2 separate regions of the Homo sapiens genome follow, and region 1 is linked to region 2. The links are chromatin contacts, found by Hi-C or POLR2A ChIA-PET in ENCODE. All regions are on one chromosome and are shown on one strand. The core of a region is the stretch at or near the end of the contact, and the rest is flanking DNA. Distances in the headings are between cores, read along the strand shown. Region 1 overlaps MPP7 (MAGUK p55 scaffold protein 7). Region 2 holds the start of YME1L1 (YME1 like 1 ATPase).

Evidence for each region. Hi-C counts contacts between places; a loop is a spot of excess contacts on that map. ChIA-PET counts read pairs that join two places held with the same protein, here RNA polymerase II (POLR2A). Pooled maps may share reads with other maps.
Region 1: a pooled map shows a loop between it and region 2 (7-fold over the local background). The contact joins the enhancer-like site here to the promoter of YME1L1 in region 2. A Hi-C loop is called at or near these places in 3 of 50 pooled maps. POLR2A ChIA-PET finds 5 or more read pairs at or near these places in 2 of 52 experiments (HEK293T and naive thymus-derived CD8-positive, alpha-beta T cell).

Annotation. Positions count from the first base shown.
Region 1 is chr10:28,176,844-28,180,574 of GRCh38, reverse strand. The region is part of intron 3 of MPP7 (MAGUK p55 scaffold protein 7); the gene reads left to right. Among named protein-coding and RNA genes, the nearest start is that of SNORD130, 110 kb to the right of the region's middle. Within about 2 kb of position 2,179, at least 6 of the 41 ENCODE cell types and tissues checked have a DNase peak (open chromatin) inside an H3K27ac peak, as active enhancers do.
Region 2 is chr10:27,152,808-27,156,634 of GRCh38, reverse strand. YME1L1 (YME1 like 1 ATPase) reads left to right here and starts at 2,251. Exons shown (of 19, transcript NM_014263.4): 1 at 2,251-2,457. The coding sequence starts at 2,425. It overlaps MASTL (microtubule associated serine/threonine kinase like), which reads right to left and starts at 1,283. Exons shown (of 12, transcript NM_001172303.3): 1 at 1,023-1,283. The coding sequence starts at 1,208. RefSeq lists enhancers at 592-841, 1,462-1,521 and silencers at 1,196-1,394, 1,192-1,401.

The DNA of each region.
Region 1 (3,731 bases), core at 930-3,429, 1.0 Mb before region 2:
TTTCAAATATATTTTTCAAATATGGCTTAGTGATGTAGAAATTAAAATAAATAGTTATTAACATTGCATGAGGCTAATTACTTTTAGGTAGTTGCTATTGATCTAACAGTTGCGCTGTAGAAAGTTCATATTCATTTTCTTGTCAAAACTTGGTAATTTTTACATTTTCTTCTTTGATAGACATGCATCTCCCCTCTGCAACCACTGTGGCAAGGCTTGAGAAAGGGTGATATGTCTTGTAAGATGTCCCTGTTTTACTTGATTATTCCAGTTTAATATTAATATATTAACCCAGGAGTGTGCTATCCTGGATACTTTTGATTTGTGTTTCCTTTCATCACTAATAAAACTAGAAGACAAATGTATCTACATTGTTCTTAGAGTCCCCTGTTTCATTACTACATTTCACAATTATTTTTGCTTAGCAAGCGAGGGCTATCAATATCAAAGTATAATACACCCCCTCCCTTCTGATAAAAAACTTTCCTATTTTTTTTGAAAGGCTTGAGTGTATCAAATGGTGTATTTTCATATGCAATTAGTGTTTTAATTGTACCTTTATTTTCTTTCTCACTTTGGAAGCATAGCATCTAGAATTGCTTTCTTCCTCATTGTTTTCATTTCTGTGTTCAGTTAAAAGCTAAATGAAAGGATGTTAACTGCCAACTTTAAAAATACATTTTATTTGTGAATTTCATTTGTTTAAATTGGAATGTTATAAATTATACAGATGGTAAAAATTTGATTTTCATTACTTGACAAAGTTGGCATGTATCTTTGTCTTTTAATTTGAATAAATATTTGGCTAGCCACTATTGTGTGCCTAGTAAATTTAGGTAGTGTTTCAAGCCACTTTTTAATATTATGTGCCTCCACTAGGTGGTGCTCATTCCTTCGGGACATCTGAGACCTAGCTTAAAGAATTTAGTTCTGTCACTGATGGGTTAAAGATAAAAGAAGCAAATTCAGGCCAAAGCAGTACGAAAAACTTGTGAAATTTTTTTATTTCATGTAATGAGTTGTGAAACTCTGTAGTAGAGGTATTTATTATTATTAATGTATGATATTTCCAAGAAATCAGTAATTTTATTATATGGCTCATTTATATAAAATGTATTTAAATAGTTATTATAGATTGTGTTAGATGATGGGGATGCAATGGTGAAAAACAGACACGGTGGTCTTAAACCATATGACTCTTGGAATCAACACTCAAGTAATCACTTGAGTAAGTGTGTAATTATTACTGAGATAGGGACAGGTTTTTGGTGCTTTGAGTGTATAAGGGGCAGAGAAGGGGGTATTTTCCAAGATTCTGGGAAGTTTTATTGAAGAACTGATCACTGATCTAGTTAAATAAGATCTGAAAGTTGCTGAAGAATTAACCAGTGTGAGTGTGTTGGAGGAGAAATTTCACAGTGATGAGGTTAGTGTGGGGTTGCAAGGAGTTCTTTATCTGCACCCCAGTCGTTGTAATGGTTGGATCCAATGGACCTTTTCAGTCCTGGAGACATCTGTTCTTCAGCTTTAATTTCTTGATAATTTCCTTCCCTCAGCTCTTCTCCTCTTCCATCTTTCTAGAAGTTCTTTTAGGTGAATATTGGCCTTTCTGGATTTTACCTTTGCTTTTAAAGAGATTTCTTCAACTTTTACTACATTTCTCTTTAAAATCTTAAAAATTCGCTGCTGCTATTTTAATTCCAGTACATTTGAGAAGAATGTCTCTGTTTCTTTTTTGTAACATCTTAGTCTCATTCCATGGATACACTATAGAATCTTTCTGAGGATAATTAAACAAAACAAAAGCCCCCTTTTTGTTGATTCTGTGTTCCATGAACTTTTCAAAGTTCTAAGTACCTTGTTTCTCTCTTCCAGCAACCCTTTAGATAGATATTAATCTTTACCCCATTGTAAAGATTAGAAGAATGAGGTACCACTTTGATTACACAGCCAGTTAGGTGGTAGAGCTGGTCTTGAACCCAGGTGGTCTGACTCAAGTTCTACATTTTTACTATCATGCTACTCTGCTTGTTGATGAGTATTCAGTAGAATGGTTTCGGTTTCATTTTCAATTCTCCTCATTTTGTTCACAATTTTTCTTTACTCTGGGACTTTTTTTTTCCTGTTTTGCCTGCTTGGTGTTTATCCTGTGGGGGCTTTCCTCAAATGTCTGCTTATTCTTGGTTGTCTGCCTGTGTTTAATAGTGAGTTGTTAAAAGAGCTGATTGGAAGATCTATGTGTTGGAGCAGGGCCTGGTGACAGGTGGAATCTCTGTAGAACAGTGGTTTTCGACTGAGTTGGATTCCTTCTCGCCTTTCCTGGTCATTTGGCAACATCTGGAGGCATCTTTGATGGTGATGACTTGAGGAGGGGGTACTGCTGGCATCTAGGAGAACAGCTCAGGGATGCTGCTGAACATCCTGCGATAGACAGGAAAGCCCCTCACAACAAAGAACTATTCAGCCTAAAATGTCAGTAGTGCCAGAACTTAAAAACTCTGCTTCAGAGGGAAAGGATGAAAAATCAGCTACTGTTGGTTACAGGAGGAGAGATTGCAAATCCCAGAATAAAGAGCCATTTTTCTCCATGGCTCTTCAGTTTTTTCATCAGAGAGACCTGGAATCTGCTGCCTGGGCCTTAGGTGGCTGGCTGCTTGACATTCTGGATCAGCCAAGGGAAAGGAGCCCCTCACAGTATTTAGGGTTTCAGCACCTGCATGCCTGGCATCCCTGATCCGCCAGCATGACAGTGTTCCCTGGGTCAAATTGTCTCTTTTAAACAATTCCCCACTTTGTCTGGTTCTATGCGGTGGCTTCCTTTTTCTAAAAATTTTTGAACTCTCTAGTCTTCTGTCTCATTTCTGTTATTTTTAATTTGAAAAATCATCTTAGTGCAACTTAGGATAGAGAAGAGATCCGTATCTTTAATCACTAAACTTTGTAATCATAATTTTTAGTGGCATTATTGTAATCCATCAACCGCTTATGCTATGGTTTATTTAATCATTTTCTTATCATTGTACAGAACAATTTTTCCTTATCAATTCTTAGGTTATTTTGAAATACAGCTTATATAGGAACAATTAATCTACGAATTTTCACAATGTTGTTTTGGTGCCCTTGCACCCTCCAAAAGTGAATCAGTAAGAACTCTTTTTTTTTTTTTTGAAATGGAGTCTCACTGCGTTGCCCAGGCTGGAGTGCAGTGGCGTGATCTTGGCTCACCACAACCTCTGCCTCCTTGTTTCAAGTGATTCTCCTGCCTCAGCCGCGCCACCATGCCTGGCTAATTTTTTTTTTTTTTTTTTTTTTTTGCATTTTTAGTAGAGTTGGGGTTTCACTATGTTGGCCAGGCTGGTCTCGAACTCATGACCTCATGATCTGCCTGCTTGGCCTCCCAAAGTGCTGGGATTACAGGCGTGAGCCACTGCGCCCGGCCAGAACTCTTTTTACTATCGGTATGAATACAAAGATTTTTGTATATTTGATGAGTTTTAGTCCACTGCAATTATTCTTGTTTTTTTCTTTTCTTTCTTTTTTTTTTTTAAATTATACTTTAAGTTCTAGGGTACATGTGCACAATGTGCAGGTTTGTTACGTATGTATACATGTGCCATGTTGGTGTGCTGCACCCATTAACTCATCATTTACATTAGATATATCTCCTAATGCTATCCCTCCCCCACCCCCCCACCCCACGACAGGCTCCGCTGTGTGATGTTCCCCGTCCT
Region 2 (3,827 bases), core at 1,002-3,501:
CCAGCTACTCGGGAGGCTGAGACAGGAGAATCGCTTGAACCCAGGAGGCAGAGGCTGCAGGGAGCCGAGACTGCACCACAGCACTCCAGCCTGGGCGACAGAGAAAGACTGTCTTAAAAAAAAATTATTAAAGACTTCTCAGAAAATAGTAATCTTTCTTCTGGTTAAGAATAAAACTTAAAAAGTTATCAGTGCCTACAGATTAATCACTCTTCTGTGGTAGAAAAATTTCGACGATTCTGCACGTCAAAGCAAACAAGGTAAACAAAACCACTAATTACTAAAAACCTTTTGGATTTAGAAACCTAACTCGCCGGGCGCGGTGGCTCACGCCAGTAATCCCAGCACTTTGGGAGGCCGAGGCGGGCGGAATACGAGGTCAGGGAATCGAGACCATCCTGGCTAACACGGTGAAACCCCGTCTCTACTAAAGAAACCCCGTCTCTACTAAAAATACAAAAAATCAGCCGGGCGTGGTGACGGGCGCTTGTAGTCCCAGCTCGTCGGGAGGCCGAGGCAGGGGAATGGCGTGAACCCGGGGGGCGGAGCTTGCAGTGAGTCGAGATTGCGCCACTGCACTCCAGCCTGGGAAACAGAGCAAGACTCCGCCTCAAAAAAAAATAAAAAAGAAACCTAACTCAAGCCAGGGTGAGACTACGAATCACGGCTTTGGCTTTAAGTGCCTGTTGTACTAAGACCGATGTAATCACCTCGGTCAAGTCCCTTTGCCTTTGGCCTCAGTTTCCTCATTTGCTAACGCTGGGCAGGGAGAAGAGAGTCAAACTTTGCTGTTCTCACTGGGCATCTGAGATATGGAGGGAAGGGCGGAACAGAGGCGAGACACCCGACCCGACCGCTGATGTCGCCCCAAAAAGAAGTCAGCTCGCAGGGCTCTGGAGGCTTCAGCAAGCCAGGCCACCCAGACTCCTCGCTCCAGCAACCCCGGGGCCTGCCCAAGCCGGTGGGGCAGGAAGGAGGGCCGAAGGGCCTAACCCCTTCCTTGCTACTCGTTGACTTCCTACCTTTACTGCATACAATTTGCCGCCTTTCTGCCCCAGATACACTTTCCCGAAGGCGCCCCGGCTAATGGGCTTCACTATGCTGAATTCCTCAATGGAGGGCGGTTTTGGCACTGCGATCCTATTCACGCCCTCCTCAGTCGCCGCGCCTCCTCCAGGCTCCTTCTTGCTTCCCGCGGTGGGATCCATCGCTGGACAGCATACAGCGGCCCCGCAGACACTGCCCCTCCGCGAGCAGCCACTCCCGCCAACTGGGTTCAAAGTGAGGCTCCGCCCACGCCGCGCGCGGCCGTGACGTCACCCCGCCGCCGCGCCCCGCCCTCGTCACCTCCCCTACGCAGACGCGGACGGAGGGGGCGTCGGGAAAGCCCCGACTTCGCAGCCTTACACTCTTCGTGGGCGGCGACCGCGGCCCCACTGACATCATTCCTCATGAGGGAGGAGGCACAAACAGTTCTGGGCCGACCAGAAAAAGGACGACTGGGACTTGACTCTGAATCGCAGGATTTGAAGAGATTTCTCCTGGCTTCCCAACGAGGCTGGTGGGAAGCGGTCCTCCTCCCATACACGACCTCCCACCCTCGCGAGGCGTAGAAACCAGTTCTGACTGTACAGTAAAGCGAGGGCCAGGGCTGAGGTCTGGAAGCTAATGAAAGCACAGAAAGTGTCGAAACTGGATGAGCAGGAAGCGAGTGGCCTCCCCTGTCATCTGACGTTTTCCCAGGATGTAATTTGCCTGACTGAAACAGATCAGGACCAACAGGGAGAGTTTTCGATTTAGTGTGAGGAAAAGAGCACTAAATTGTAGCAAAAGACCTTATTGCTCAAGGCCCAGTCAGAAGATTTCATAAGGAAGCTGTAGAAAGTCTTAAGAGGAAATCAGCCGGGCGTGGTGGCGGGCACCTGTAATCCCAGCTACTCGGGAGGCTGAGGCAGGAGAATCGCTTGAACCCGGGGAGCAGAGGTTGCAGTGAGCCGAGATCGCGCCACTGTACGCCAGCCTGGGCGAAAGAACGAAACTCCGTCTCCAAAAAAAAAAAAAACGAAGAAAAAGTCCAAAGAGGGTAAAGGCTGTTCTCCCCTTAAAAAACAGCTAAAGACCTTTGGGGGCGCTGCTCCTTGTAAATGTCAACTACTTCCGCGGGAAAGAACGCGCAGGCACTTGGCCTTGTGGGCGCTCACTTGCCCCGGAAGTACTGTTGAGTTAGCGCCTCGCCTTCCGGGGCGGATTGTCTGTCGTTGCAGTAGCTGTAGGAAGGGGAGGCCATTTTCCGTTTCTGGGAGGAGTGAGGGGCAACGGGTCGGAGAAAAAGGAAAAAAGAAGGGCTCAGCGCCTCCCCGCCGGGCCGTGGACAGAGGGGCACAGTTTCGGCAGGCGGGTGAGGTCGCTGAGGGCCCGCCGGAGATGTTTTCCTTGTCGAGCACGGTGCAACCCCAGGTAAGCCAGGCATTCAGCCCATTTTTTTTCCTCCCGCCCTGCCCGTGGCTGTTTGCAAATTGCGCTCGTGGAAGCGATTTCTCAGAAGGGACTCTAGAAATGAAGTGATGTACTCAATGCGAATCCCAGGATTGAGGAGTGGATCAGGGGACGACGCTGAGAGTGGGCCGGAGACTTCAGTGCTGACGATGAAGCTGTTGAGGGCAGAGGCGGGATGTGAGCTCAGTGATAGAGAGAGACCCTGGCTTATCGAACTGATTGCGTGGAATTTCTGCTAGAGAATCCGTCCGGCATTGTTCAGTGTCCGGCGTTCTGGGGTGGGAAAATGTCTGTACCATACATTAAAGGGAGCAGGTAATGTTCCCTTTTTTCCGACTTTCCAGTGGCTTTAGTGTTCACAGCCCCTATCCCCTGCTCTTTATTTCCTTTTAAATGGAATTTAAATTTAACCCAAACATGGTATAATATTTCGGATGGCCAGCCATGCAAGTTTTTTTCTCATTTTGACCAGAAGTAACTAAAATGTGTATTTCCGAGTCGTAAACTGTTTGCAGTTAAAATTTTGATTCAGCCTCATCCTCATCGTTTTGTAAAACAAAAGGTAGTGAAGAGAAAAATGATTTCAAGGGTTTTCATTACGCTCTTGGGCAATCACTTGTGACAATGTTTTATTCTTGCTTCATTCCAGTCTCTTTTTTTGATGGTAACATTTTAATAGATTTTTTGAGAGTTCCTACAGTTTTGCAAAGAAATAGTTTTTAAAACATTGAGTTTTTTTAAAACATAATTTTTAAGAAAATCGACACTCTTAGGTTCTTGATTTAAGCATATGATTGTGTTCCTTTGTGTAACTTTTACTCCCCCTCATTTTAAGAATTTTTAATTTTTTGTGCTAGTACTGGCTAACAAACTGAAGCAGCTGCTTGTTATTGGGCATCAGTTATGTACCAGGTGAGCAAAGCAAATGTGGAATCTTCTCTTAATATTGATATGAAGTAAATATGAGTAGGACTTAGCAAGGTGAAGAGTGAACAGGTATCACAGGCATACAGAAAAATACCTGGAGGTCCTGAGTTAGGAAAGGGTTTAGCAGGTTGAAGGAACAAAAATAAGGCTAGTGTGGCTAGAACATAGTAGTTAAAGGGGGTAGTGACAGAAGAGGTTGGAGAAAAGACTTGAGGCAGATCATACAGGGAGTAAAGGATATATTATGGCTGATTTCATTTTAAGTGTATTGGGAACCATTGAAAGTTTTAAAACATGATTAGATTTTCATTTTTAAGAGATGACTGGCTTTTGCTATATGGAGAATAGGAGAGGGCAAGAGTGGAAGATGTTATCAGCTAAAAATACCCACCCACCCCCCAATT